3 separate regions of the Mus musculus genome follow, and all the other regions are linked to region 1. A link is a loop called in an ENCODE intact Hi-C map of the cell type or tissue named here. Cell type or tissue: left cerebral cortex. All regions are shown on one strand. Links, peaks and the distances in the headings refer to the core of each region. The heading gives the core; the rest is flanking DNA.

Region 1 (10,152 bases), core at 1,053-9,052:
GGTAATACTGGTACGCACACAAGGCCAACAGCGAGGGACCAAGAAGATGAAGTGATTGGTTCTGATTAGCAGGGATATGAAAGAGGAAGTGTGTGAACTCAGACTTATGGGAGCAGCAGGATTTGGCAACTGAATGAATTTAATTTGTATCCTGCTGACCTAAATGGTATGAGCAGAGGCCTAGAGAGAGAAAGTGTGGACTTTGGGAGAATAGTTAATGGACCAGGTAAGTTGGAGCAAAGGCTACCAAGGGATATGAAAACACTTTGGATAAAAGGGGGGAAGAAAGGCAGCTCATAGAGGCCTGTAAGCCCAGGCTGTTCTGGGCATGGCAAGAAGCTCCTGAACTGAGGGAAGAAACGACGAAGCCGACCCAGGCAACAATGGAGGCAGAGACAGAGGCGGTTCATGAGATCCCTCTTCGTCCTCCTACCTCTGTGACAGTCCTGACAGCACTTGCGTATTCTCTTTCCTGAGCGTCTACCATTTGTTTCTTCCATTTGCCCCATTCACTGAGATTTACTTCCAAGTAATTAAATTTCACAGTTTCCTAAATATTAATATTGTGATATATTTATTAAAAACACTATGCTGTGGAAATTATATATGTAACCGTGTGCTCTTCATAATTAAAAAGTCATCTCAGATTAAATCATCATCACCTTAATAGGGTGATGTCATGACTCCTTGATCTCTTCTCAGGAGAATGTCTGACCTGAGTTCAAAGCCCCCAGGGAAGTAGGTGCCAAACGAATAAGGAAGAAGCCTATAACAAAGGATTCCAGCTTCTGAGTAGCACCAGGCCCCGCCTTCTGTGGATGGCATCAATCCTGGATAGGTAGCTGCTTACTAAAATGACTGAGCATGAGCCAGGGAGAGCAATCCAGTAAGCAGTCCTTCCTTACCATGACATCTGCTTCAGTCCTTGCCTCCAGATTCATGCCTTGAGTTTCTTCTCCTCCCTCTGTGAACTAGAATAAACACTTTGCTCCCCCTAGTTGATTTTGGTCACAGTGTTTATCACAGCAACAGAAAAAAGCAAATTATGACAACAGCTTGCTTGGCTCTCTAGGTCTGACCAGGTGTCATCATGGCCTAGATGCCTCCAAGTCTTTGATGATCACACAGAGGTTCTTAGAAGAGTTTTAGTCATTTACCTACAATGATATTCATTACATAAGACATCCCACCAATGGAAAGAACTGAGCAGAAAGGAGACTGGGAGGCTGCCCAGAATAAAGGACCCAGGACAGTGAGGCAGGAAGGACACAGAAAGCCCATCTTATCCCCATAAACCCCTCTGAGACAAGCTTTGCACGCCTCTCTGATGTTTAGCCTATAAGACACTAGAGGGATCAGGGCTGTGCTTTTCTGTTCATGGTGGTATTACAATCCTGGCACCATGTCCACCCCATAGCTAGGTCCAGACACACACGGGGGCTGAGAGGAGTGGGTGCCAGGCAATAATGATCCTGCTCCATGACACTTGGAGCCTCCTTCTCTTGACCTGGTAATACCCACCACAGACAGTGCAAAGATGCCAAGGATGCTAATTGCCCTCATGCCAGCAACTAGATTCCTGTGGTAACAGAAGAGAACATATTTCTTACACTGAGTATAGTGTGTGAGATTTTAAAAGTGCCCACTTCTTACAGTTCAGGGGCCTTACATATATAAAAATCTAGTAACCAAAAGAGTAACAGGCTTAGTTTTGAACCAGATCAGTCTTTATCCCAACACTCCTCACTGTAGAAAGGAGTGTCCTCTCATGTGTGATATGATTTCCTGAACCTGGTTGTCCAATAGGACAGACGTGCCTTTAGAGAACGTCCTTCTATAGTAGAATAGAGAGTCTGCAAGATCATTCAGTAGGTGTGCCTCCATTTCTCGGGATGGCCCCAATGTAGGCACAGCATAATTTAGACACATACCAAAGTCCCACAACCCAAACCGGAAGTCTAAGAAATTACCTTCCAAAGCACAAGCAGGCTTCAACTCTGGAGAAAATCTTGAAAAGACATAGAAAAGTTTGAAGAAATATCAAGCAAAAATTTTAAAAGTCAATCTCTATTTTTCTGAAATACTATAGCTCTTGGTAGCAAGTAATTCTAAATCTCCTTGAATCCCTTAAAGCTCCAAAGTGCATGAGCATTAGATAGACATTTCAGAGCTGAGGATGTTGTGCGCCAGTTCTTCACGTCGTTGATGGACTTTATTCTCTTGGCAATGAAGAAAAATATTTAATAAAAATCTGTAAAAGGCGATTTCTGAAACACCTTAGGATTAAATTCTCTTTTGTAAGCTTTTAATTTTTTCTTTATGTTAAGGCAGTGGTTCTCAACCTTCCTAATGCTGTGACCCTTTAATGCAGCTCCTCATGTCATGGTGAAACCAACCATAACATTATTTTTATTGCTACTTTATAACTGTAATTTTCCTACTGTCATGAATCATAATGTAAACATCTGTTTTCCCATGGGCTTAACTGACCCTGTGAAAGGTTATTTTGACTCCCACAAAGGTCTAGACCCACTGGTTGAGAAACCCAGCCTTAGGGGTTAGAGAGAGGGTCCAAAGGTTAAGAGTGCATAGCACATGCCTTTAATCCCAGAGTTAGAGGTTCAAGATCAGCCTAGTCTACAGAGTCAGAACAGCCAAGGCTGCACAGAGAAACCCTGTCTTGGAAAAAAAAAAGTGACTGAGGATGCATGCATGCATGCATACACACATACACATAAATAAATGAACAAATAAAATCTCCATTATTTTAACTTCAGAGTTGAGTATGGTAGCACATGTCTGAGGTCCTAGCAAGGCAAACTGGTAGGTCAAGAGTTCAGGGCCAGATTAAGTTCCATCGCACATTATTGGTAAGCCTGAGCTACATGAAACCTAATATATATATATAAACATATATATATATGCATGTTTATATACATATAGTGTATATAAATGTATGTATGTATGTTTATATACATATATGTGTATATACATATATACACACATATGCTAAAAGTGTATGTAATGTATATATGCATATATATGTATATACTAAAAATCAATATACATAAGGTATAAATATATACATTATATATACACATAATATATATAAATATTGTGTATGTGTGTATATGTGTGTACTTTAAACATTACTGCTGAATACTAAATTTCAGTGGACACCAAAGGTTACCAACAGACCTTACACCAGTGGGTGTAAACAAAGATTTATTTCAGACTCATGGAGCTAAAAATAAGACGGCTGCCATGAGCGTGTAGCTCAGTGGAAGAGTGCTTGCCTGGTGTGTGCGAAGGTGTGGGGCCCATGCTTAGCACTGCACAAAGAAAAACAAGCTGCCTGCAAAACCACACAGAATAACATTTTGTGTTGAGAAAGGTATTATCCTTTTTATTTTCAAGTACCCTGAGCAGGCAGTTTTCCAGAATTCTATAGAGAATATTCTTGCTGGGCAAGAATTCTGCATGGGGAAGCTCTAATGTCAGTGTGAAAAGAATTTAGTATAAAAACAAATTAAAGCAAGAGAGGAGGTGTTTTCTCTTTCAGGTAAATTGAGGCTTAACTATTCTGGTTTCAGAGTACACTGGGGCTGGCCTTACTGCTGGTTTTAAAGCATCAGGAGGGTTTTAAGGAGAAAAGCAGCAGAGGTTTTATGGCCAGTGATTGGTTGATGGACAAACATGGTAAAGAAAACTGCCTGGGATCCTTTCCCCAGGAAAATGGATCCATGAGCTGTTGGCTAGAGAACCTAATTTATTAAAACTCTCTTTGAGCCTTAAGTTCTTTAAGTTCTGTTCAAGGTATTCAGTCAAAAGAACTAAAACCTTTTTAAGGGACCAGAAATGATGAAGGAAAATGCCCTAGAAAGGTTATTAAGTATTTCTCCAAAAGATTATAATCATTTTGAGACAAATATTCTATGAGCTCCATACATTTCCTGCCAGTGCCCCTTTCAGTAGACAGGCAGTTCTAGCTTCCTCCCTGTAGGGGATGCCAGGCTACATCAGGACTAACCGAATCAGCCCTGTCCTAACAGATGGCTTCTGGGAGTATCGTCACCCTACAGTGCACAGAGGGGACTGATCACTCTGTGACTACTCTTAATTGCCAGGGCTCTCAATAAATAAATAAATAAATAAATAAATAAATAAATAAATAAATAAATAAAATATAAAAAAAAAGCCCAGAGGGAGACGACCTACCTGGTCTATCTGTCCCTATTACTGATCAAGCCAAAAAAAAAGAAAAGAAAAAAGAAAAAAAAAAAAAAAGAGGACCTTCTTTCATGGGCCTTCTGGCTTTGGACACCCTGGCCCACTGCACCAGAGTAGCCTTCCAGTTCTTTAATTAGCAGTTAGAAGCAATAAAATAAAGTCCCCATGGTGACACTCTAAAAGTCTCCATGATGACACTCTAAGATGTCTTTTGCCGAGAAATTGCCTAATAAAATTTTGTAAATCGCTACTGTGGGGATTCACTATAATGTCCCACAAATGAAAAATTACAACAAAAAGGTAAAATTGAAAAATACACACAGGGCAATTGGCTGTGTGTGGAAACAAAGAGACGGATGTGGCCAGGCTACCGTTGGTTCTCTTCTGCTGAAAGTGTAGTGCAGGGGACACACCAAGGCCTTTGTCTTATATTTCAAGGGAAAGGGTGTCTGGCTCCAGCACCATAATAAATAAAGTCACTTCTTAATTCTGCATTGTTCAAAGGTGTGCATTGCTCATTGGGGTTTCCTCTGGGATATAGGGTATTGGGAACAAACATGCTTAGCGCACAAAAGGTCATGAGTTCAATAACCAGACCTGGGACAGCAACAACAAAGCGGTTATCTTTTCAAATATATAATTTATGGGGGAAAAAAGGAAGCAAAAAAACATGTTGTATATCTGTTAGTTTCAATTTGGAAAACATCAACTCACCAGTGCCCCTCCGCCACCGAGCTAGGAACCACATGTGGGCAAACATGCAGCAGAGGAATCTCACTTGTCTCTCATTTCTCACAAGGTCTTTCCAGCCTTCATTGTAGAAAAGCTGCCACAGAGAACCAATGAGCTCGCTCATCAGTAGTTCCCTCTGCCACAGAGAACCAATGAGCTCGCTCATCAGTAGTTCCCTCTGCCACAGAGAACCAATGAGCTCGCTCACCAGTGGGTCCCTCTGGTTGGCTGGCTGAGCATAGCACTGGCTATGTTTCCTTATCCAACCCCACAAGGGGGCCCAGCAAAGCAAATGTAGCCTCCTGGAAACTCGATTCCCTCACGGGGAGGCAATGTGTCAGATGGAGAGGCCAGCTCCCAAGCTGTGACATCTGTGGCAGGAGTCTTTCGATTAAATGTAGTTGCCTTTCCTTTTTTTTTCCTCCTTTTTTTTTTCTTTTTAATTCTTAAAATTCTCCGTATGAGTGAACTGGAAACAGACAAAAGCGTGATTTCTGCAGCAACAGCTGCCCAGACTCATTTTCTTTTCATGGCTTACATACTTGGAGCGCTTCGTCCCCAACGGCTGTCCTCATACTGGCAAATCCAAGAAATTCAAGACGTGTAAACAAGGATAGATTTGCCCTTAAATCCCAAGGTCAAAGGCAGCATCTGTTGTTCTGGAAAGAAGGAGGACTTTCTTTTGCTGGTTCGTTTATTGAGGTTCTGACGGTTGGTTAGGTTTTCTGTTGTGTTTTTTTTTCCTTTCTTTTAACAGAAGTAAACAAAAATGCTATAGACGCTTCCTTGTTCTAATAGGAAATGCAAAACATTAAACATCCTACAGAAAGATGTATAAACATCCTTCAATTTGATATTTGATTTGCACATAAGAAAGGCAAGCCACACTGTGATTTTTAAAGCTGATAGGAAAAGTCATTTTCCATACTGACCCCTTTTCCCCAGATGACATTTGGTCATTAAATTATTCAAGGAGTTTTTCCTTTTATACACATTAATACTGTCCACCACCATGCCAGTCCTGAAAGGCAGGTTCACCTCCTGTAGGACACAGATGGATTATGGCAAAGAAGGATCTCACAGTACAGGCAGATAAAAAAGATTTCAGACTAGCAGATTAACACACCAGGCAAGGACAGAGGAAGATACACAATTACTGACAAACAGAACCAAATACTATTCAGAGTCACCATTTTTTTAAAGGGAACATGTTGTCATTCTGTTTTGCCTGTTTATCTCTACCCTGCCACCCAGCTAATTAACATATGTGTCAGTTCTAATTTAACCAACGACTTTGAAAGTCCAGAAAACCTGATTAAAACAACAGTAGTACCCGGAGAAAGATGCCACCCGTTTTCCAGGCGTGTGCCCTAGTAGCACATGTGGGCAAATGTTGCATTTCTAACTTGAATCCGTATGGATTGTGGGATTAGTACATGCCTGCCTTATTTTAATACCAATTGCCTGGAAAAGATACTCCAGTTTATTTAATTTTTATTTATTAATTTAGTCTTTTACTTTACACACGAGCAATGTGTCCTGATAGCGCTCTTTTGTCTTCATAGTTCCTTAGATCCACAACCCCTCCCAGTCCTGCCAGGTCCTTTCCCAAGGTTCACTGCTTCTGCTTTTATTCTTGATCCTATAGAGCAAACATCAGTAACCAATTCTTTTATACAGACGTGAATTCCCAAAAGCTATATTCAGAAAAGGTGAATGTGAACATTCTTATAAATCATAGGTCAATTATAATTGAGATTCACAGTAACATGCTCAGTGTCTTCTTAAATGTGACTCTCTTTTTATATTTAAGTAACTAATTTTAGTTCTGCAAATAATATAGGAATCATGCTCACTTAAGATCATCAAATCACTCAGAGAAAGAAAGTACCCCCTCCTTAATAATCGCATCATAAAATCAAATTCTCAGGGTTGAGCACTGTTACCACTGATAGCAAGCATACATAAGTACGGTGAGTTGAGACATTTCACACTGTCAGGTGTCTTATGGAAATTTCCTAATTGAGTAGAATTTCATAATATAAGGCAGTGAGAAGGTGACATGTCTGCACCTGTGACTGAAGTCTGATTAGAGCCCAGCCTGGTTTTTCCTTTGTGCTTTTGTGTGTGGCTGCTTTCCTGTTTCACATGATGGACGGGGGAGGGGGGGTTGTGGTATTAATCAGCCTTTCACTGCTATAATAAAATACCTAAGCAGGTGTATGGTGGCTTGCAGTCTTGGAGGTTCTGTCCACTTTTGGTAAGCCCTGTTGCTTTGGGCCTGTGGTGTGGTAGAGCACCATGGCAGGAACACCCATGAAGGGACAAAACTGTTCACATCATGACCAGAAAGTAAAAGGAAGTTAAGAAGGGCCACTATACTGTTTCTACAGATCCCAGTGGTGCCAGCCTTGGGGCAAGCCTTTACCACCTGGGCCTTCTGGGACATCCCAACCTATGCATTCAAGGTATCATTTGCTCTCTGGCCCTTTACTGTGTTTGTCAACCTGTGGTTTTATGATGTGAGCTGTCTCTCCCTTCTGTCTTACAAGGAAACTACTTCTTTGTATTCCGCTTGGACACCTGCAGTGGGTAAAAACGGACAGATATATGCTGAAGATAGTAAAAGGGGTTTTGTTTTGTTTTTTTTTAATATGGCCTGGTTACTAGGTATCTTACAAGTCCTTGTGTTTTGACGCTGAAGTATCTCCATATGCTTGCTTGTGTGTCTGACCATGTGCTTGCCAAGCTCATGGCTCTGTTTTGGAAGCTGATGAACTGTTTAGGATGGAACCCCACTTGCAAAAGTGAGTCACTGGGGGAGGGGAGCAGAAGACTTACATTTGGGTTCCACTTTCTGTCTACTTCATGTTGTTTGCTTCCTGCTTCCTGCTTCCTGTTTCCTGCTTCCTGCTTCCTGACTATAGACACAATATGACCAGAGCCACCAGGTTGCTGATGCCAGTCCTTCCCTTACCATGATCGACTGTGTCCCTTCACAAACCATGAACCATGCAAACTCATCCTTTTAGTTGCTTCTTCATACATATTTTGTCATAGCATCAAGAAAAATAACTTAGTCCTTTACATTTTTCCAAGTTGGCTATTGACATGGGGCACTGCCTTTGCATTGCTCTCCAGAGACAAGAACCCTCATCTGTCTGCTGATCACGTTCTTTGTTCTAGACACTAAGACTTCTGTGGTCAACCCTCTTTGCCCTCAGGGACCTCTGGCATGGTCTGTTCATTACAATGGTGAGAATCTACAAATCACAGGGACAAAATACAGTGCATGTAGTGAGGAGCCTGGAAGAAATTTCCATGTATTCAGATTGAGACCCTTTTAAAAAGTGCACAGTTACTACACAGAAGAACAAGAAGCACAGAGAGAGAATCTCACCACTTACTGCTTCGCGATGTCCTCAAACTCTGACTCAGATAAACCAAGGTCACAACCCAGCGTGCCATTAACATCAAACTGTTAATACTATGCACCATCAACAGACTAGACGTTTACATTTCATTTTCTGAGTTTCTAATCCTTTTTTTTTTACATCCAAGACCCTCCATAGCAAAGAGGAACAAGAAGACCAACCATTCTAGCACAGCTAATGGCCATTCTTTGACATAAAGGAAACAACCAACGAAAACAAGCTTCTCCATTCTACAGTGTACTCTCAAAAGCAAAGGGTTCATTCCCCAGCAGAACTCAATCCAGATGAAAGCAGCATGATGCTTTTAATGCACATGAAATCTGCACGTGTGCAGAGTACAATGGATGGAAGAGAAGAAGCCATGAGGGGAGTGTGGGTGTAGAGCTAAACAACTCTAGCCTTGAGGCTCTGTGCCTTTAAAGCTTCAGTTCCTTTGAGTAACTGAGGACATTCAAATTAGGTCAGCCTCTCCCTTCTATGGGCTCCTTCCTGTTCTATGTTCCTGTTGCTTTCATAGAGAACTAAACAAGCTTAAAAGGTCTCTAGAGCGAAGCAGCCCCTGGAATCTAGGACAGAAAGAACAAAATGACTTTCCCACTTTCCTCAGCTGCCACCAGCTCTGTTATTGTCACAGGGAAGGCTGAGTGAGCCTGTTTTGTCTGGTTCTAGCTGACACTGTCTGAACCAGAGTCTCATTAGAACCTGAACTGCTGGGGTCAGGTGTTCTTACTCATCTAATTGTTGGTAATTAGATGGGCCACCGTCACCTAACACAAAGACTTTGGTTTGAGAATTAGTGAGGTTTGGTGATTCACTGAAGATTTCAAATAATAATAACACTGGAGAATTGCAATTAGCTCAGCCTGCAGAATCGGATAAATTTCTCTTGCAAACGTACAGGTGTTGCAAAGCTTCAGCACTGGAAGATGAACACAGCCTGCAAAACCATCTTCTTCAGGGGAGGAAACAGTGGCTGGTGTTGTCCTCACAGCCCAGATTTCCTTCTGCAAGCAGAGGAACAGCAAGGCTAGCAGCAATATACAAGAGAGGATGGGTACTCAAAGCCTGGACAAGCTGGAAAGAAGGATGCTTCATGGAGAAGACATGGAGAGAGGAGGGTAAAGGCGCCCATGGCTCAGCCTAACAACCTGAGTTTGATCCCTTCAGCCTATATGGTCCAAGCCTACAGATTGACCTCTGACCTTTACATAGATGCTGTGATGTGTGCATGTGCATGCATGCTAAGTAAATGTAATCTTTTAAAAATCAGTTAGCTGATTATTAGATCAATTATGCATTATTTATTTTTAAATGGTTATCATAGGTGCTTGTGCCTTCAACTCTCTGTTTAGATGCTGATGCTCACTTCAGGGTACTGTAAGCTTGACATAAGAAATGCAGCAGGTACTTAAGCATTTCCCAAACTGATGTCTTGAAAAGCTGTGTTAATTCCTTTCTCCCTTAAGACAGTTTCCCATTAATCTTTAGGTTTACATAAAGCTATAATCAGCAGGTGAGATCTAAGCCTGTGAGTTTCAGTCATGGGCATGTATCCATACAGCTGGTAGACTGCCAAAGCATAGATGTCTATACACCATCAGTCTGGAGAATGAGATTTGCATCCAGAAAGGGCTATAGGACTAAACAGAACATAGCAGAAGATTGGCTGCATGAGGCCTGGTTCCTGAGACCACCCTCTAAGATGGATTCTCTCTTTCACTAGAGCTGACTCTTCAAGAGCTTCTGAGGAGGACAA
Region 2 (10,152 bases), core at 1,275-9,274, 150 kb after region 1:
AAGGGATCAGACATCCACTTTTGGCCTCTGCAGTCTCCAAGGATGCTGTGGCGCACAGGCATGCGTGAATTTTTAAAATACCCAAACACATAAAAAATAAAAATAAATAAAAACAAAATTGAGGTACAGAGAACTAGAGAAAGGAACATGACGTTGACCTCTGGTTTCCACATTCGCATGCACATACACAAACATGTCAGCTAAACACCTGTGTGTACCAATTTACATATGCAAACTACACACACATAGGTCAGGAGCAGGGGGTGCGGGAAGAAGAGATTGATGGCTAGGTCCAGAAAGGCATGGGGGTGGAGGTGAAGGCGGTGTAAGTCATCTAATTTTGTCTGAGTCCTGCCCCAAGCTGAAAGTCTGAGGTCAGAACCCCTGACCTTGAGTGCCCGACGCCTTGGGCCAGGCTGAGCAGAGCCAGTGTTGAGAAACACGATCCTCTTCAGAAGGCTGTCTGTGCTGAGCTCACCTCATAGGCAATGCAGCATCATGGTGGATAATTTCATCTTTTAATACAGCGAGGTCTGAAGCAGGCATGACTCAAGCCCAGGTCTGAATAAGAAGATTGTTTGCAGTAGCCTGGGTGCGTGCATACACATTTTCATACACCCACATGGAGAGAACTTAGTCTGTAATACTACATATAATATCTGCTGTAATACTACATGTAATATCCGCTGTAATACTACATGTAATATCCGCTGTAATACTACATGTAATATCCGCAACTCCAGCAATTTTAAAAAGCATGCATGGACATCAGAAACCTCACACACGGAGGTATCTGAATAATGTGCATGTCTGGACGGACCCCTTGGGACATGTTCAGATGGAGAAGGGTTACTGAGAGAGGTTATCAGCGCAGGACACCATCTGTCCTATCTGATTTAGATGTCTATTTGACTTCGAAGAAGAGACTGAAAGAAGGCTAGGCAAGATACATTCCAAAGGTGCCAGATAGTTCTGGTCATTTGATTTGGTAAGTTCACTGTTTCTAGTAGGTTTTCCACTCTCAAGACAAAAAAATCCATGCCCCTGGTCAAATGATTAATTTCTCTTGCCCTCCCTACTAGCAGAAAACATCTCACTGACTTCATTTCCAGCTACAAATGATCAAATGATGTGTCTTAGAGAGCAGACTGAGGAGTCCGGAACCATATTCTTTCCTCTGGCTACTTTTATTTCCCCCTTGGCTGTGTGACCTTGGACAGCAAAGTTTACCTCTCTGGGTTTCAGCTTCCAGAGTGTCACACTACAGGAATGGGCCAGTGTTCTAAGATTCTTTTCCAGCTCTCATCTATAAAACCATCCCCTACCTAACATTCAAGACTTAGTTGAGCTTCATGAATCCTGCCATGAGGACTCATGGAATTCTGATTATTTCCTAATCATAAACCCCACTTCATTTTAGTCAAAAACAAAAACAAAAACAAAAACAAAACCACCACTACCACCACCACCACAACAACAAAATCCCACCCATATTTTGCATGGCTTAAATGACAGGGCTGGTACTGGTTGCTCTGGTTTGAATTATGCATTGTTCCAATTGGGGAGAATTTCAGACTAGGCCCAGTCTGGGATCACTGACTGAGAACAATAAGCCCCCAAAATCAGAAGGAGAAAGGCCTCTCTAGACAGGATCTGCTTTTAAACCACCAAGCCCAGGGCTTACAAAGAGCATTGATTGTATACATTAAAGAGCCACAGGGATGTCGAGGGGCTGACAGGGCTGCACCACTGACCTTGCCTGCAATTCAGGGTCAGGGTTTCCTCAGAAGGACTTCTCTGCAAGCTTAGGAACCAACCTCTCCAAATCTGGGAAGGCAGCCACCATCTACGCTTCCATTTGTGGGCATCACCTACTGGCCCTCGGAGACAAACGGACCTGCACACCTAGCCTACCACAAGACTGCCTGACGCTCCCAGGCCTGCTGAGTACAACTGTCTGCCCATCTGCATGTAAGTCTTCCAGCCAATAGCTCCCCCAGACACTGGGAGTAGCTGTTATCCTAGCTCTTTGCACACACCAGTGCAGGCAGAGAATTCATTGGGCTTCTTGGGTGACAAAGAGCAATCTCAGTAAATCATACAAAGATATCTGTTCCACATACACATAGCAGAGCCCGGGAGTTTCCTCAAGTATGCATCAAGGTGCTCTGTGCTTGGTATCTCAGAAAACCTTGCCCACAGGAGCTAGTCCCCTCCTCCCAGCCCCCCAACTTAAAAATCATATCAGGGAGAAGGATGCTAAGATTCCTGCTCAGCTATATCACAAGGCTGCCTCATTGTTCAGGCCTCCACCTCTTAGCCACTCCTCCTTCTCCAAGTCTGGTCCACCTGATTAACTCACACCATAGCAACTCCCAGACAGAAGTAGAGCACACACCATGGGTGAAGAGGAAGCCGCGCTTGTTTAAAGCACCCACTCTGCTCCCAACCCCCACACTTAGCTACTCACTGGTTCTGAATGTGGCCTTTGGGCACCAGAAAAACAGACAGCTTACTGTAATCATGCATGAATGAGCTTCTGCTGCCCCACTAGCACAACAGGCCGTTTCATAGGGCAGTCAGTCCTCAACCTTCGAGTTGTCTCTCTGAATTGTCACCTCTCTCTCTCTACCAAAAGATATGGGAAGGGGCAAGGATTCAAGGAGAGGGAAGAAAAGAGACTCGTGGAGCCTGAAGAAAAAGTATCACCTCCATCAGACAGGTATCTAGCCCCTTAAAATATTTGTAGAGAAATGTAAGGGCAGGAAGGCTTTAGTAGACACAGGTAAACGGCCTCAAGATTCTAGCATCAATCTAACAATGTGTTCCGGAGAACCACTGAACTTCCACCCCTACTGGCGGTGGGTGACATGAGATGAGACACCATCTCTTAGGTCTCACCTACCCTCCAGGCATCAAGCATATGCATTTGCTGTTTATTTTATTTTTAGTTCGGGAGAGGAAGAAACTAGTGGAACTGAGATTGGTGTCCAATCTTTCTCAGATGCCTGCTGCTGCCAAGGCCACCACCCCTCCTCACCCCCTTCCTGGCAGGCAGCATCTAATTAAAATGGCAAGAGCGCTCGGCCCCCTTCCCCGAAGGAGTGTGCTGGGATTAGAGGTGGGGGTGGGGAAGCGTCGAGGCTGCAATGGGATTCCTGGCAGTCTGATTTTCAAACAACAGCAAAATGGATTCTAGATCACTAAAGTCTTATTCAATACAATGGAACGACGTCTGAGGTGTTTCATTAGGTAAAGGCAAAGCGGCCGGGCTCGGGGAAGGGAATATGTTTTACAAAGGACTGTTCACAGACCTGGGACACACACACACACACACACACACACACACACACACACACACACACACACACACACAGGCACACAGGCACACAGGCACACACGCACACACAATCTCTCCAGGGAGTTCCGGTGTGGTGAGGAGAAGCGGTTAAGCTTCTCTTTCACCTGCTGAAGTTCAGCCATAAAACTGAAAGGTCACAGTCACCGAGGGAAGGAATAGGCAGGGCTGAGTTCAAACCACAGATAAAGGTGAGTGCACACTGGCATATAGGGAAGAGCTGAGCCGGAGCCCCAGCACCGGAGACAGAAGCCGGGAAGGGAGTCAGTTAGCACCTACAAGACCAGCCCAGAGCAGCAATTACTGCTCCATTGGAGCAGCAGGGTCCGCTGGTAGAGACAGCTAGCTCACGATGGCATCTTGCAGGTAGCTGGCAAACGTGAAGGGCCAGTGCCTTTCTTCTCCAAGAGAATCTTTTGCAGCAAGGAGCAGTCGGGTCTCGCGCCTTGGCACGAGACGGTTGCCCGGGTACACACACACACACACACACACACACACACACACACACACACACACACACCAGCCTTTCATGTAATGCTCTTACACCGATCGAAGATGAAACTGACAAGCTCTACCAGCTTCCTTGCGGAACCTCGGGAACAGCCTAGGAGCACAAGGGGAGCCCAGCCCCTGCTGTAGGGGTAGGGGCTCAGCCTAGAACCCCTCGGCTGCCCCGGAATTAGAACAGAAAGGCAGGGAACGTTCCCTCTTTCAGCCCTAGACCATTGGAAAAAAAGGAAAAAACACGTTCTGCTCACCCTCAGGGCGGAGAGATCGATTTCATCCAGGCTGCGAGCTGGGGAGTCGCTCGCCATGTCGACTCTTCGCGGGAGAAATGGACCAAAACCACCCCGAAGCGTCTTCCTTGGCAATTCCACCCCGGTCTATTTCGCTCGCGTCCTCATGCGGCTGTCCGCCAGAGAGGCCCGGGGCCCAGCCTCCCCCGCCCACCCGGGCCCCAGCAAGAGTCCGATCCCGATCTTCCGAGAGCGTCGATCCGCGGGATCCCGGAGCCCGACCTGCGCGGATCTCCAAGCCCGGAGCCGCGGTGCGTGTGGGCTGCGCGCCCTGATCGGCTAAGGGCGCTGGGGCTGCGTGGGTGTATTTAAATGGGACATGCTTCTTTGCTTGTGCGTGGATGGCGGCTGCATTGGCTGTTATAATGAGACATATCAACTCCTCCACTCAGCTGGGAGGTGGGGGTGGAGAACCACACAGAACTGTCTATCACCGCTTCCTGGGAGGAGTGGGGGGGGGGGGAGAGGCGTGGTCTCCGACTGGGGAGAGGCCGCGCTTCCTGACCGGGTCCCTCCGCCACTAGCCAGGGTGGGGGAGGGGTACGCACCCTTTCCGCCCCAGCTTTTGAGGGTTAATAGTGCTGAATCTAAACAGCCGTTTTTGAGCCTCTCTGTGCAGGAGCCTGAATGCTGAATATATATTTTTAATGTGTCCAATTTGTGCAGTGCACCAAAATGGCTCTTCGATCGTATCTTGGGGTTTCTTGACTGCGTTCAGATACTCTAATGGTGAAAAGGGTGGTGGGGAGAGGCAGCGGGAAAAGGCAGCAGCGTCCTCCCTCCCCCATTAATTATTTGTGGGGCTGGAGTAAAGGCGGGCCGGTGCAACCGGTGCATATAAGGACTTGTGCGCAGGGAAGGGGATCCGCCTCCCCGCGCAGAGCGAGTTGGGGAGAAGCTCACACGCGCCGAGCCGGCAGCCTGGCTTTGGTGCTGAGCAGTGGCCACAGGGTCACGGTCATTCGCGGCCACTGGGTTGCAGGAAGGCAGGCCCGAATCGTCTGTGGTTCTCTAGGCTGAGTAGGTTTGCTAGAAGCTGGAAATCCGAGAGATGTGAGCTCTGTCTGGATATCGCCACACCCAAGACCTGCGCGTGCCGCAATTCCCCACGGAAATGACCGAATTGAAAAGAGAAGCTTGCTCCCTGGGTGCAGTAGCTCGAAGGATTCAGGTGACTCCAAGGCCGACATTAATTGGGCAACATAGTACCTAACCCAGTGTTTCCTCCTTTGTAGCTTTTCCGCGGTGACCTACCTGGATTCATGGAGAAAGTTTGGCTCTAGGATAGTGAGCCCTGACCCGCGAGCTATTTGACTTCGCTCGCTTTTTCACTCAAGAGCTGGGTGTTTGCAGTGGTAACCCGTCATTCTTTATCAAAAGTGTAAAGTCACTTCCCCAACCCTCTCGCATCCTTGCCTGTCTCCTAGTTTGGCCACGCAAAATACGTCGGAAGAAAACATTTATAGTGAACTCTTCCCACTGGCTTCAACTCATCAATAGTTCTGAGTGTTCCTCTAGCATCTACTGAGATAAAAAGCTAAACATACTGGGGGGGGTTGATTTTTATTTGACTTTTTGTTTTGTTTTCTTTTGGGGGGAGTAGAGGTTCTTTTTGATTTATCTTATTGGTTGTTTGATTTGGTATGGTTATGAGACAGATCTTAAGTACTTAAAGGAAGTCTTCCCTTCACTGTGCAGCTGGGGATGGCCTTGAACTCCTCATTGTCCTGCAAATGACCCCCCCCCCCCCGCCCACCCAAGTACTCAGATTACACATGGACACCAACACTTGGGCTGTTGCCACTTCTTTTTAAAGTCATGAAGAATAAACTAATTATGAGCTTCAGAACAAGTTGAAAGAATGAATGAACGGACCAACACTAATGAAATTAGTGTTAGCTGGACTGTTTAGTCTTGGACTCATTGGGGTGGGTCATGTGCTCTCTAAACCATACCATGAAACTAGAATGCTGTTCCGAACCCACAAGCCTCCACGAAGGGACCAAGTAGAAGCCATCTTTTCCCTCCACCACACTTTTCCTTGTGTGTCATCATCATCTTCTCCTTCTCCTTCTTCTTCCCTTCTTCTTCTTCTTCTTCTTCTTCTTCTTCTTCTTCTTCTTCTTCTTCTTCTTCTTCTTCTTCTTCTTCTTCTTCTTCTTCTTCTTCCTCTCCTCCTCCTCCTCCTCCACCTCCTCCTCCTCCTCCTCCTTCTTATCTCACCCTTTCTCTAGACAACAGGTTAACATGTCTCAAGATGAAGCAAAATAATTTCAGATTAGGGTATTGAGATTCATACGCAGGGCTCCTTTAAAAGCTTCAGACTTGAAAATAGGAGATAAACATGCTCACAGAAAAGTACTACAGACTTAGGTGAAACCACAAAAAGGTCTTTTCCCCTAACTCTAATAGCACAAGACTCTACTTTGGGGTTTACAATAGGTTCAGACTAGTCCACTGCTGCTGAGGAAGCCCCACCTCAGACAGAAAGGATGGATATAGCTTCAAAGAGGGTTCAACACAGTGCACCCTGGGGAGGGAGGGAGGAGTGGGTAGAAAGCAGTGGCAGGCAAGGGTGGGAAATCTTAGGACCAGGAGAGGGCAGAGGGCAGATCAGGCAGAGTTCTGCATGCCCTATTCAGGAACATCAAACTCTCTTCTTTAGGCCAAGTACATTTCAGATTTCAGCTGTTCCAGCAGAAGTCTGATTTCTTTCCATCCTGCACTCTTATCAACAGTTTTTGCTTTGTGTTTAATTTAAAAGAAAACATAAGTCACTACTATAAAAAGAGGTCTAGACATACTAGGGCCCCAGTCCTTAGTAGGCACCAAGGACTTAGCACCACTGACTCCATGATGGAAGGACCGCTCAGCTGTAAAACAGCATGGAGACAACACCATCTTCTAAAACTAAAGCCTAGGCCTAGTCCATCAAAAACCATAATTCTGAGAAAGTCTCTAAATGTACTAGCCTTGCTTTTTGGCTTCTGTGGCTCTGCTTCTGGCTAACTGTTCTTGTTAACTGAAGTATGTCAACCTAGAGCATGGTTTTTGTGCTTAAAATCTCACCCTGAGAAAGGCTCTGGGCTACACTGGGATCCTAGCATAGTTGCTGGCTGGCTAATAAAGACTTCCTTTTAGATTAAACCCATGTCTGGTCTGAGAAGTCTTCTCTGGTGAGTACCCCACAGCACTAGACATACCTCCTCCTATAGAAAAGAAAACATTCAATATAAAATCACTATAATGAAAGTAAGGTCTACCATTTTGGTCGGTTATTGCTTCGTTATGGAACAGCCCAGGTAACAAGGAACCCCAGCCTTCACAAGGGCAGACAGGAAGTGCGGGGCAAGAGGTCAGCAACTAAAATTATTTTAGATACATGATGTTAACTGACAGGAAAAAGGGCAAATAGCAAGTAGCATAGGCAGTCAGGATGCGACCAAGATGAGGCTTTACTCCTGTCATGATCTGAAGGACTGGGGAAGCAGAGACCATTCAGGCATATCTTCAAAGCCAAGAAAACACACCTGCCTGCTGGCTGTCTCTACTCTAAGCATGCAACAACAACAGAAAGCCTGGCACAGACAGGAAGTGCACAGCAACTGACCAGGGAGGACGAAGAAGAGGATACAAGGAAGGCAAGGAAGCCCGGTGAGAACTTACGGTTTTTTAAAAGCTGAAGCAAATATCATTACAGGGTTGGAATAGTTAAATATGGACTGCTAGTTATAGGTATTGATAATATTGTCCTTGGTGCATTTACATATTTGGAACATTCTTGTGTTTTAAAAGTACTCAGAAAAGAGAGAAACCAGAGGTGTCTTCTCCTTGTTATGTTCTGTGTTGTTTAATAACAAATCTATGTGCCAAGTCAAATCACAATGTAGAAATCAGAAGTAACACGTGTAGGGGTTCAAATGTAGCCCAGGTTTTCCCCTGACTTGGTACATAGCTCGGGATGACTTTGAAATTTCCAAGTACTGAGCCATCATGTCTACCTCGGAAAAAATATTTTTAAACATACATTAAGGTCTTAAAAGAAGCAATATCAGCTGGCCACTTATCCAGAGCACTGTCTAGATGGTCTAAATCAGTAAGAGTGGATGTGACGTTTAATATGACAACAAAGGAACTGTATGGGTGAGATTTGGGCAGGCCGAAGCTGCATGAGCAGACATGTTTATTGTGGTGAGTAACCAAGGGACTGTATTGATTCATTGATTCATTCGACGTAGATCATTCTATATAAAAGCAGTACTAGGCCCTGAGGAGCCTGAGTCACACAAAACTCTCACCTCACAGAGACAAACAAGCTTATAAACAGCCAGTGACAAGATTATTTTAGATATGTAGTGATAGCTGATATGAAAAAGTACATGCAGAATAAGGAGACTCAGCAGCACACACCCCCCTCCACTGGCACCAGCTCTGAACATGTATGCTAGGGTCAATGAGGCAAGCTAGTACCTGGGTGCTGATTCCCAATGACGGGAAGAAATGGGAACTCACTCCCAAACACTGTGTGTGTCTTCTGAGTGCTGCTCCGTTCTCCTACTACACTCCTTAAAGCAAACCTTCAGTCAGAATGGCACCACTGATGAACAGAGGAGAGCTCTGAACACAGCGTTGGCCCACACGGACAAGTGCACTCCTCCAATGGTCACGGGAGCTATTACTGGAGAAGAAAGACCCTGGCATCAGTTAGCAAACTGAATCAAGACCGAAGATAATAATACAGCAAGACAGGCTTATAATGTGCACACTTAAATCCTTAGAGGTATAATCCAGGACTTGCATGCAGAAAATATAACTTTTTTTTTTCAAAACTAGTTAGAGGACTAGTTAGTCACATTTTATGAGTGTAGGAACATGGACAAGTTGGTAAAGTACTTGCTGCATAAACCTGAGAACATGAATTTTAATCCCAGGACACGCGTGAAAAAGGTTTCCTGCAACAATATACCTGTAATCCCAATACTAGGGAAGTGGAGGCAGGAGGCTTCCTGGGACTGACTGGTCATGTAGTCTCGCTAACTCAGCAAATGCCAGGATCAGGGAGAGACCCTGCCTCAAAAAATAAGGTGAAGAGTAATCGAGAAATGCTCCAATGTTGACCTCTGGCTTTTGAATGCACACATGGGCACACACACACACACATACATGCACACCCACACATCCATGTGCACACACAAACTTATAAATATTTTTAAGAGAATATATTGGAATAAAAGCATAGTAGATTGAAAAAATGATTGTAAATATAATTGTGTTATTAAGATAACCGTTTTATTATCAATATAATAAATCATACACATTCTTCTAAGCATTTGCTGTGGTCTGAGTATTTCTGGAACCCCTAACATTAGACCTTGAAGACCGAGTTCAACAGTGACAGCATGAAGAAGCAGTGCCCTTGTGAGGGACAGCAGTGCCCCTGTGCCCTGGAAGGACACAAGGGGCATCACTTGGAGGATCTGTGTTAACAGATTCAAGCGTCAGTGCCTTGACCTAGGACTCTCCAGCTTCTAAACCTAAGCAATACATTCCTGTTGTGTATAAAATTACCTGAGGCATTTTATTTTAGTAGCCAAAATGAACTAAGAGAACATCCATGTATTTATATATTTAATATTTATTACCTAACAAAATAGTCAATAGTATTAGGATATTTGTCTTACAAGAGAAGAACAGTAAACTTTAGCTTTGCCTGGAGCAACACAGTTATCATAAGAGGATGAGTCAGGATTTGAACTCAGGGTCTTCTTCACTGTGTTACACTGTCACTGATGGAAGGGAAGGATGGGCAGTTCCTACCACAGAGTAGTAAGCCCAGGCTGTTCGTTCATTTATTGGTTGTTATTGTTGTTTTGTTGGAACAGCAGAAAAAGTTAAGCAACATGAAGGTATATCTAAAAGTTCCAACATGCTTCTAATAGAAAATCTGTACAATATGTGGAAGAGTAAAATAAAATGCTATAAGTTGTCCCAGAGTCT
Region 3 (10,152 bases), core at 714-8,713, 110 kb before region 1:
AGAGAATCATGCTTCGGTTGGTGCCAGAGGATGGACCAAAACCATTCTGGGACACATGATCAAAGCATCTTCCCAAGCATGTCTATGTCCTTTCTCCCAATCACATTTTGGAAAAGACATAGTGTCAAGACCTCCCAGGGATGCATCAACAGTTCTCAAGTCATTGGGAGAAAATGTCCTACCATTGGGTCCTATTAGGCCACATAATTGCCGTCCCCAAAGAGAGCAGTGGAAGCCAGCAACTCCAGTCTTTCAAAATTAGATTGGACAAAATACTTTCAAATATTCAATAGGAAACACTCCAGCTCTAGGCAGGCACTAATGTTAGTGATTTCTATAATCTTGTTTCTCTATTCAGCTGCAGCTGAGGGCCGCTCCATTCTTTTCATCTCACTGAGGAACAAAATGATTGTTAAATTATGTAATGGGACTCTAAAGAAGGAAAGAAAGAAACTGAAAGAAACCAGAACTTGCCAGCAATGAGTTCCTACAGCCACACAGCAACACTGATAATTACTTCCACCACGCAGCAGGGACCTTCCCTCCCCATAAGTAGCCCCATCTCATTAATAAACAGACATAGGGCTCAACATGCCAAGCCTGACTAAGTGAGGCAAGTCAGGATCTCACATGGAGGATGCAATGGATCATTAGTATCTCCCAGGAAAGACAGCTTCCTCAGAGTTTACACTAAGTCAACAAGATACATCAGCACTTATTTAGAACTTAATATGCTGGGCACTTAACAGCTTGCTGATTTACAAACAAAACAAAAAGTAAACAAAAATCTTTTGCATGACTCTCATCTCAGTTTTCTTTTTATTGTCTTTGGCCTTACCCAGAGTGAATACTCATTAAGGCATAAAAAACATCATCTTAGTAACTTTGTGACCTAGACACTGCATTAGTTACATGACCTGTTACAAAAGCGTGTTGTCTTACAGTTCAAAGCCATAGCCTATCACAGTGAGTAAGGCGAAGTGTGAGAAGATCGGAGCAGCTGGTTACATTGTATCCATAGTGAGGAAGCAGAGGAAGATGAAGGCTTTTGTTCCGCTAGATTTCTGCCTTTTGTTCACTCTGGGACCCCAGCTCATGGAATTGTCTCACCATAGTGGATAAGTCTTTTATATCAAGGAACTTAATCAAGATAACCCTTCACAAACATAGCCAGAGGCTAGCCTAGTCTCGATAGTACATCACTGACTTGGCCAGAGGATTTGCTCTTGGGTGATTCTAGATCCTATTAACATTTGGTCTGTTTTTTCCTTCCAGTCCCATGCTTCCAGAAATAAGAGTCTCAAAATGTCAATTGGCCATACAGCTAGGCTTTTCTCTGACTAGACCATAACTTAAAATAACCCATTTATTCTAGTCTACATTCTACCATGTGGCTGGTTACATGTGTTCAGATACCATGCATCTGTCTCGTCCTCACATCTTTCAGGGTAAATCTCCCACTGGGCAGTATCCCAGAATCCTTTCTGCCTCCTGATATCCCACCTCCTATTTCTTGCCTAAGCTATAGGCCATCATATTTTTCTTAGCAGGGGTCATATCCATACAGACATACAATATTCTGTCAACAAGATCCTATCAAGTTGACACTAAATGATAACCGCCATAGACATGTTCCCTAGCCAGGACTATCCCATCTCCACTCTGGTTAAATTGCTATGAATAAGCATCGGGGACCAGGAAGATGGCTCAGGGTTTGAAGTGTTTGTCATGCAAATACAAGGACCTGAGTTCCACACACAGCACCCAGATAAAACTGGGTATGCAACCTGTACTTGTGAGAGCAGTACTGGGCAGGCAGAGACAGGAAGATCTCCAGAGCTTGTCAGCTCAATAGTGTAACCTAATTGGCAACCTAACTGGTTAGAATAAGAGATGCCCCAACCTTTACACACACACACACAGACGACACACACACACACACACAGACACACACACACACACAGACATTCAGACACACACACACACACACACACACACACACACACACACATGGATAGCTCCTGAGGAAAACACCAGAGGTTAACATCCAGCATACGAGTGCTAACACACACACATATGCAGGTACATTGCACAAAAAAAGAACATGCATATATATAAACCATAGACATACAGACCTGATGTGAACGTTAGTTTCACTAACAAATGGAAAGCTGCCAGTAACCAGAACCCTCAAATATATATAGCTGACTGCCTCTTAGCATGACCACTCTGTCCTAGAGGTCATGTTCAATTGCGTGGTAATGTCACCGGGCAGAAGGAGCTTGAAAGGCAATGGGCATAGGTGCTTCTAGGGCCTCTGATGAAACAGTGCCAAGTCATTTTGCTCAAGTTTGTACCACAAAACAAAGAGACAGTCTACCCTCCAGACAACGTGTTGTTCCAAGGAAGGAGGCAGTAATGGAAGTGTCAGACAGGATACTGAAAGAAATCAGAGATTTAAAAATCATCAGTATCCTCTGAACAACTGGGTCAGAAACTATTCCTACCACTTGGGAAGAAAGAAAGGAGGCTAAATTGAATTCGGTGAGAGAAGTGTGCTTAAGCAGATGGGGACTGGCTTGGGGCCTGAAGGATGGATTCTAAAAAGAGCATGGTATAATGTGAATAGATTATAAAAATAAATGCTTGGATTACTTGAATAACTATGTCTGTCTAAGTAAAAAAGGTTGTTTTCTAAGAACTGAGTCCTGACACATTTCGCAATTCACATGGTTGATTGCTATAGATTTTTGCCAGTTGTCTATTACTATGAAACACAATATTGTTTCTTTGCAGTGTTGAGGTAGAAATATTACTTAGTAATGGAGTTTATGAGAAGCTCTAGTTCCAACATCTCTCTCTCCCCCCTCTCATGCACACATACACAGGCATGTATACAAACACATATGCACATGCATATACACATATGTATTCACACATGCACACATATGCAAACACACACGTGTATAACTTTTGCCAAGAATGTGCTTTATTCTCCACCTCTCCTAGATATGACAGAAGCATGGAGTCAGCCCTGATTTCAGTCTTCTTCACATGGCACAGAGCATAGGTCTTGGCAGAGAACCATGAAGTCCAACCACTTCATTTTACAACCTCAGTGACTTCTGAAGGTCAATTCTGAGATAATTTTCCAGATCCCGAGAGAATTCAGTCACTCGTTAGTTAATCAGCTCTAAGTTCCTATAGAAAGGAACAAAGTCTCAAGATGGCATTTTAATGTTGTAGGTCCTAAGTCAGAATGTCTGGACAGGAGCCTGTCCTTCTAAGATGATGCCAGTCAGTCACCCACAAGAATAAGTGACAATAAGTGGATCCTTTCTCTTTAGTGGGAAAGAGAGGGTCAGGCAGCAGGGCTGGGAACAGGATCAAGGGGTTGAGTTCTCCCTAGGATGAACCAAACCTCTGAAGAGACTAAGAAAAGTTTAGAAGCAACTTCCAAGAAATCCCAGCCCTGTAAAAAATCAGCCTAGTGACCTTGGAGGTTTAGAAAGCTCCGGGAGGAACGTGGTATTTTTATCTTGTGTGGTTGGGAAGAGCCACAGATCCCATCTGCATGATTTATGAAGGTGTGAACCAAACTCAAAATTCAGCAGCTTTGAAAGAAGTTGCTTCATTTGCCAGGGGTCGTTTAAATCTCACAATAGGAAATGCCTCCATACAGAAACACAAAAGCAAACTGAACAGCCTTGCATATTCAACTTTAAATGAGCATGTATTGAGGTTTAAAAAGAAAAAAAATTAATTTTTATTTTTAGACTGGAGAATTCTCAAACAAAGTATAAGTTATGCAAAGATAAAAGGACTGCCAAGTGTCCCCCACGCTGTCCACGAGGTTGCGGGCAGGCTTTTGCTCTGCTAGTAACAAAGGCATTTTGAATAATCCGAGCCAACTGGTATTTTTAGCAAGCAAAGCCTGCCTACAGACCAAGATCATGGGCTATCAGTCATCCATGTCCAAGCAGAGCCAGTGTGACAGCATCCATTTCACAAGCAGCTATGTGCGAACTCCTGGGTAATTTCCTTAGCAGGAGTGACTCATCACATACATATGAGCTCCACAGATTCCAACAAAGGAATTAACCTAAAGGGGAGAAGAAACATAGGCTGTGATAACAGCCCAGCCAGTGAAGTGCTTGCCCTGCAAGCACAAGGAACCAGATCCCTGGCTCCCACAGAAATACACAGGCAGGGGATACTGGAGGACCAGAGACAGGCAGATCCCTGGGACTCGCTGGCCAGCCAGCCTAACGTAATGAGCAAGCTTTAGGCCAATGAGTGGTCTTGTCTCAAAACTTAAGCTGTATGGGTCTTGTGGAATAATTCTTGGAATTGTCCTCTGGCCTCCACATATACCCCACCATAAATACATACGTTTTTACACATACACACAAACACATACCCACACACAAATGCACATGCATACACAGAAATAGTAAGTATGTATAATTCTGCATCTCAAAATATTAAACTCAAACAGAAAAAAAAATAGGAATTAGGAGTAAGGTTTTAGCCAGGTTAAAGGTAGGGAAAGTCAGGCTGGGGAAATGTCTCACTTTTCAATAATGGCACTTGACAAGCAGGCAAGAGGATATGACTTCAAATACCTAACACCCATGTAGACCTTAGGCTGCATGTAACAATATAATCCAAGCATTGGGTCACAGTCAGATAGGTGGATCATGGGTAACCACAAGTCAGGCATCTTCATCAAAAGGAGCATTGAGTCTGGAGAATAGACTTTGTCTTTAAAATATAATGTGGAAAGTAGACTGAGGAAGATAGCTAATGCCTTCCTCTGGCTTCTGCATGGATGGTCATATGTAGATGGACACACACTCATACACACTCAGTGCTCCCCACCACAAACAGAAAAAAACAAAAACCAGAACAAAGCTAAAAATCATAGGCTTTGCAAATTCACGGTAGAGTACCTTGACAGCCGAAGGTCCTGAGAAGCAAGGTGTGGACAAGAACCTTAGGTCAATGTTAATCTAAACCGAGAGCCAGGAGCTTCACAATCAGTTTTGAATACAGACAAAGTCATTCTTTTGTTAAGGCAAAAACCAGTGTAAACAATTTAAATGAAAGTTCTTGGGATTACAAAAAAAATTAGGTTTTCCATCTTGTCAGCAGCCCCACCCCCCACCCCAGTTCATAAATCCTGCACTAAGGGCAAGGCAGCAGCCTCTGCTCAGAGCCGTTCTCCTGACCATTTTAGACTCCCACACTTACAAAGTCCCACCTTCTTGGATTTCTGCTCTCAAGTAATGAGATTCATTTGTTTCCCTAGGACAGTGACTTAGTGTATGTCTACAAAGGAAGTTCTCTACTCATAAAAGCAACAACCAGTGATGGAAATGAGTTTCTTTTCAAGGGGAAAGGCTCATTTTTTTTTTTTTTTTTTTAGATATTTACACAATATTTTCAGCATATTTATTAAAGATAGGATAAACAGCCAGAAATTATTTTTAGTACATATATTTAAGGTAAATAGCAATTTCATGTGATGTAGATTCCATCCATTTTATAGGGTTAGCCATTGAGAGTTATTTGAAACAAAAACATCATTTATTAATGAATCTGCTATCTTTCCCTCAAACCATATAATGTTTGGTGCAAAATAAGCATCCAGTAAATATTTGTTATATTTGTTGAATTATCAAATGAATGAATAAAAGCATGAATAAGTAAAACGATTGATTTATAGTCTCCCATGTTTAATATCTGAAAGGGTAGCACTAATTTCTTTCTCAATGTTAATATATTCTTGGATTTATAGGAATGTATGCAAGCATATGTTCTTTTTTTTTAAACAGTGGGCTGTTGTTGAAAACTTCAACTGGTTTTGTTCTGTTTTTCAGATTTACAGCATTCATAAAATAAAGTGTCATGAGGCATAAAATTTCCTTTTGTGATGACTAAAGAAAGGTATATATTGAAATAAAATGGGGTTTGAAGAGGGTTTGAAGAGGGACAGAAATTATTTAGACTTAATCAAAAGGATCTTACGTTGTACTGTTTAAAATAAGAATTTCTAGTCACTATCTGAGAATCTCTAATGTGATTCTTTTTTTATTAGATATTTGCTTTACTTACATTTCAAATGTTATCCCCTTTCCTAGTTTCCCCTCCAAAAAACTCCTCCCCTGTCCTCCCTCCCCCTGCTCCTCAACCCACCCTGCTGCAGATCCTCTGGGTCCCTTTGTCTGCATGGAATGAGTTTCTGGGGCAGGTGGGCAAGGCATTAGCCAGTGACAGACAGATCAACATGTGAGATTGTGTAGAACCTGAATGTATTCTCACAAAGTGAATACCAGTTTTATATAGTACAGAAAATATATGGGGTTGGAAGTCACAGCAGGCAAGGTACATTGAAGTTACCTGATACAAAACAAAGGAATGACTACAAAGGGACTTACAGGAACCAGGTAAATGTTTACAGTAAAGATAAAGCAGTCCTGCCTAGGGTCAGCTTAGTGACAGGTAAGGATTTCACACTCTAGTGCTATACCTTTGAACCTTGAGAAGGCTAGCACCAGGGGGTTCTGCTCTTGGCAGGCCTCATGAATAATGCAATATCACAACTCCCCTATCTCCTAGGCCTTGCTAAATTCTTTTTTTTTTTTTTTCCATTTTTTATTAGGTATTTAGCTCATTTACATTTCCAATGCTATACCAAAAGTCCCCCTTACCCACCCACCCCCACTCCCCTACCCACCCACTCCCCCCCTTTGGCCCTGGCGTTCCCCTGTACCGGGGCACACAAAGTCTGCGTGTCCAATGGGCCTCTCTTTCCAGTGATGGCCGACTAGGCCATCTTTTGATACATATGCAGCTAGAGTCAAGAGCTCAGGGGTACTGGTTAGTTCATAATGTTTTTCCACCTATAGGGTTGAAGATCCCTTTAGCTCCTTGGATACTTTCTCTAGCTCCTCCATTGGGAGCCCTGTGATCCATCCATTAGCTGACTGTGAGCATCCACTTCTGTGTTTGCTAGGCCCCGGCATAGTCTCACAAGAGACAGCTACATCTGGGTCCTTTCGATAAAATCTTGCTAGTATATGCAATGGTGTCAGCGTTTGGATGCTGATTATGGGGTGGATCCCTGGATATGGCAGTCTCTACATGGTCCATCCTTTCATCTCAGCTCCAAACTTTGTTTCTGTAACTCCTTCCATGGGTGTTTTGTTCCCACTTCTAAGGAGGGGCATAGTGTCCACACTTCAGTCTTCATTTTTCTTGAGTTTCATGTGTTTAGGAAATTGTATCTTATATCGTGGGTATCCTAGGTTTTGGGCTAGTATCCACTTATCAGTGAGTACATATTGTGTGAGTTCCTTTGTGATTGTGTTACCTCACTCAGGATGATGCTCTCCAGGTCCATCCATTTGGCTAGGAATTTCATAAATTCATTCTTTTTAATAGCTGAGTAGTACTCCATTGTGTAGATGTACCACATTTTCTGTATCCATTCCTCTGTTGAGGGGCATCTGGGTTCTTTCCAGTTTCTGGCTATTATAAATAAGGCTGCTATGAACATAGTGGAGCATGTGTCCTTCTTACCAGTTGGGGCTTCTTCTGGATATATGCCCAGGAGAGGTATTGCTGGATCCTCCGGTAGTACTATGTCCAATTTTCTGAGGAACCGCCAGACTGATTTCCAGAGTGGTTGTACAAGCCTGCAATCCCACCAACAATGGAGGAGTGTTCCTCTTTCTCCACATCCTCGCCAGCATCTGCTGTCACCTGAATTTTTGATCTTAGCCATTCTCACTGGTGTGAGGTGGAATCTCAGGGTTGTTTTGATTTGCATTTCCCTGATGATTAAGGATGTTGAACATTTTTTCAGGTGCTTCTCTGCCATTCGGTATTCCTCAGGTGAGAATTCTTTGTTCAGTTCTGAGCCCCATTTTTTAAGGGGGTTATTTGATTTTCTGAGGTCCACCTTCTTGAGTTCTTTATATATGTTGGATATTAGTCCCCTATCTGATTTAGGATAGGTAAAGATCCTTTCCCAGTCTGTTGGTGGTCTTTTTGTCTTATAGACAGTGTCTTTTGCCTTGCAGAAACTTTGGAGTTTCATTAGGTCCCATTTGTCAATTCTCGATCTTACAGCACAAGCCATTGCTGTTCTGTTCAGGAATTTTTCCCCTGTGCCCATATCTTCAAGGCTTTTCCCCACTTTCTCCTCTATAAGTTTCAGTGTCTCTGGTTTTATGTGAAGTTCCTTGATCCACTTAGATTTGACCTTAGTACAAGGAGATAAGTATGGATCGATTCGCATTCTTCTACATGATAACAACCAGTTGTGCCAGCACCAATTGTTGAAAATGCTGTCTTTCTTCCACTGGATGGTTTTGGCTCCCTTGTCGAAGATCAAGTGACCATAGGTGTGTGGGTTCATTTCTGGGTCTTCAATTCTATTCCATTGGTCCACTTGTCTGTCTCTATACCAGTACCATGCAGTTTTTATCACAATTGCTCTGTAGTAAAGCTTTAGGTCAGGCATGGTGATTCCACCAGAGGTTCTTTTATCCTTGAGAAGAGTTTTTGCTATCCTCGGTTTTTTGTTATTCCAGATGAATTTGCAAATTGCTCCTTCTAATTCGTTGAAGAATTGAGTTGGAATTTTAATGGGGATTGCATTGAATCTGTAGATTGCTTTTGGCAAGATAGCCATTTTTACAATGTTGGTCCTGCCAATCCATGAGCATGGGAGATCTTTCCATCTTCTGAGATCTTCTTTAATTTCTTTCTTCAGGGACTTGAAGTTTTTATCATACAGATCTTTCACTTCCTTCGTTAGAGTCACGCCGAGATATTTTATATTATTTGTGGCTATTGAGAAGGGTGTTGTTTCCCTAATTTCTTTCTCAGCCTGTTTATTCTTTGTGTAGAGAAAGGCCATTGACTTGTTTGAGTTAATTTTATATCCAGCTACTTCACCGAAGCTGTTTATCAGGTTTAGGAGTTCTCTGTTGGAATTTTTAGGGTCACTTATATATACTATCATATCATCTGCAAAAAGTGATATTTTGACTTCCTCTTTTCCAATTTGTATCCCCTTGATCTCCTTTTGTTGTCGAATTGCTCTGGCTAATACTTCAAGTACTATGTTGAAAAGGTAGGGAGAAAGTGGGCAGCCTTGTCTAGTCCCTGATTTTAGTGGGATTGCTTCCAGCTTCTCTCCATTTACTTTGATGTTGGCTACTGGTTTGCTGTAGATTGCTTTTATCATGTTTAGGTATTGGCCTTGAATTCCTGATCTTTCCAGAACTTTTATCATGAATGGGTGTTGGATCTTGTCAAATGCTTTTTCTGCATCTAACGAGATGATCATGTGGTTTTTGTCTTTGAGTTTGTTTATATAATGGATTACATTGATGGATTTTCGTATATTAAACCATCCCTGCATCCCTGGAATAAAACCTACTTGGTCAGGATGGATGATTGCTTTAATGTGTTCTTGGATTCGGTTAGCGAGAATTTTATTAAGGATTTTTGCATCGATGTTCATAAGAGAAATTGGTCTGAAGTTCTCTATCTTTGTTGGATCTTTCTGTGGTTTAGGTATCAGAGTAATAGTGGCTTCATAAAATGAGTTGGGTAGAATACCTTCTACTTCTATCTTGTGAAAAAGTTTGTGCAGAACTGGAGTTAGATCTTCTTTGAAGGTCTGATAGAACTCTGCACTAAACCCGTCTGGTCCTGGGCTTTTTTTGGCTGGGAGACTATTAATAACTGCTTCTATTTCTTTAGGGGATATGGGACTGTTTAGAAGGTCAACTTGATCCTGATTCAACTTTGGTACCTGGTATCTGTCCAGAAATTTGTCCATTTCGTCCAGGTTTTCCAGTTTTGTTGAGTATAGCCTTTTGTAGAAGGATCTGATGGTGTTTTGGATTTCTTCAGGATCTGTTGTTATGTCTCCCTTTTCATTTCTGATTTTGTTAATTAGGATTTTGTCCCTGTGCCCTTTAGTGAGTCTAGCTAAGGGTTTATCTATCTTGTTGATTTTCTCAAAGAACCAACTCCTCGTTTGGTTAATTCTTTGAATAGTTCTTCTTGTTTCCACTTGGTTGATTTCACCCCTGAGTTTGATTATTTCCTGCCGTCTACTCCTCTTGGGTG

What was found. A loop is a pair of places that touch in the nucleus more often than their neighbours do. Peaks named below come from ENCODE experiments on the same cell type or tissue, not always from the same donor. Only the 100,000 strongest peaks of a DNase experiment are listed, where the experiment ranks them.
Region 2: it touches region 1 in a loop (4-fold over the local background); 12 of 42 quality-filtered maps call a loop at or near these places.
Region 3: it touches region 1 in a loop (1.9-fold over the local background); 2 of 42 quality-filtered maps call a loop at or near these places.

What each region holds. Positions count from the first base shown.
Region 1 is chr3:28,404,342-28,414,493 of GRCm38, reverse strand. All of the region lies in intron 2 of Tnik (TRAF2 and NCK interacting kinase), which reads right to left. Among named protein-coding and RNA genes, the nearest start is that of Mir466q, 11 kb to the left of the region's middle. In left cerebral cortex, for the core only: CTCF peaks have their summits at 3,994 and 5,225 (motif pointing right); DNase peaks (open chromatin) are centred at 4,016, 5,173, 8,874 and 8,945; H3K4me3 peaks cover 495 bases; H3K27ac peaks cover 2,016 bases.
Region 2 is chr3:28,257,664-28,267,815 of GRCm38, reverse strand. It overlaps Tnik (TRAF2 and NCK interacting kinase), which reads right to left and starts at 4,602. Exons shown (of 33, transcript NM_026910.1): 1 at 4,117-4,602. The coding sequence starts at 4,173. In left cerebral cortex, for the core only: no CTCF peak of the experiment used is centred there; DNase peaks (open chromatin) are centred at 3,621, 3,905, 4,510, 4,999 and 3 more places; H3K4me3 peaks cover 4,146 bases; H3K27ac peaks cover 3,780 bases.
Region 3 is chr3:28,517,174-28,527,325 of GRCm38, reverse strand. All of the region lies in intron 4 of Tnik (TRAF2 and NCK interacting kinase), which reads right to left. Among named protein-coding and RNA genes, the nearest start is that of Mir466q, 100 kb to the right of the region's middle. In left cerebral cortex, for the core only: no CTCF peak of the experiment used is centred there; DNase peaks (open chromatin) are centred at 1,272, 2,572, 3,598 and 3,984; H3K27ac peaks cover 3,552 bases.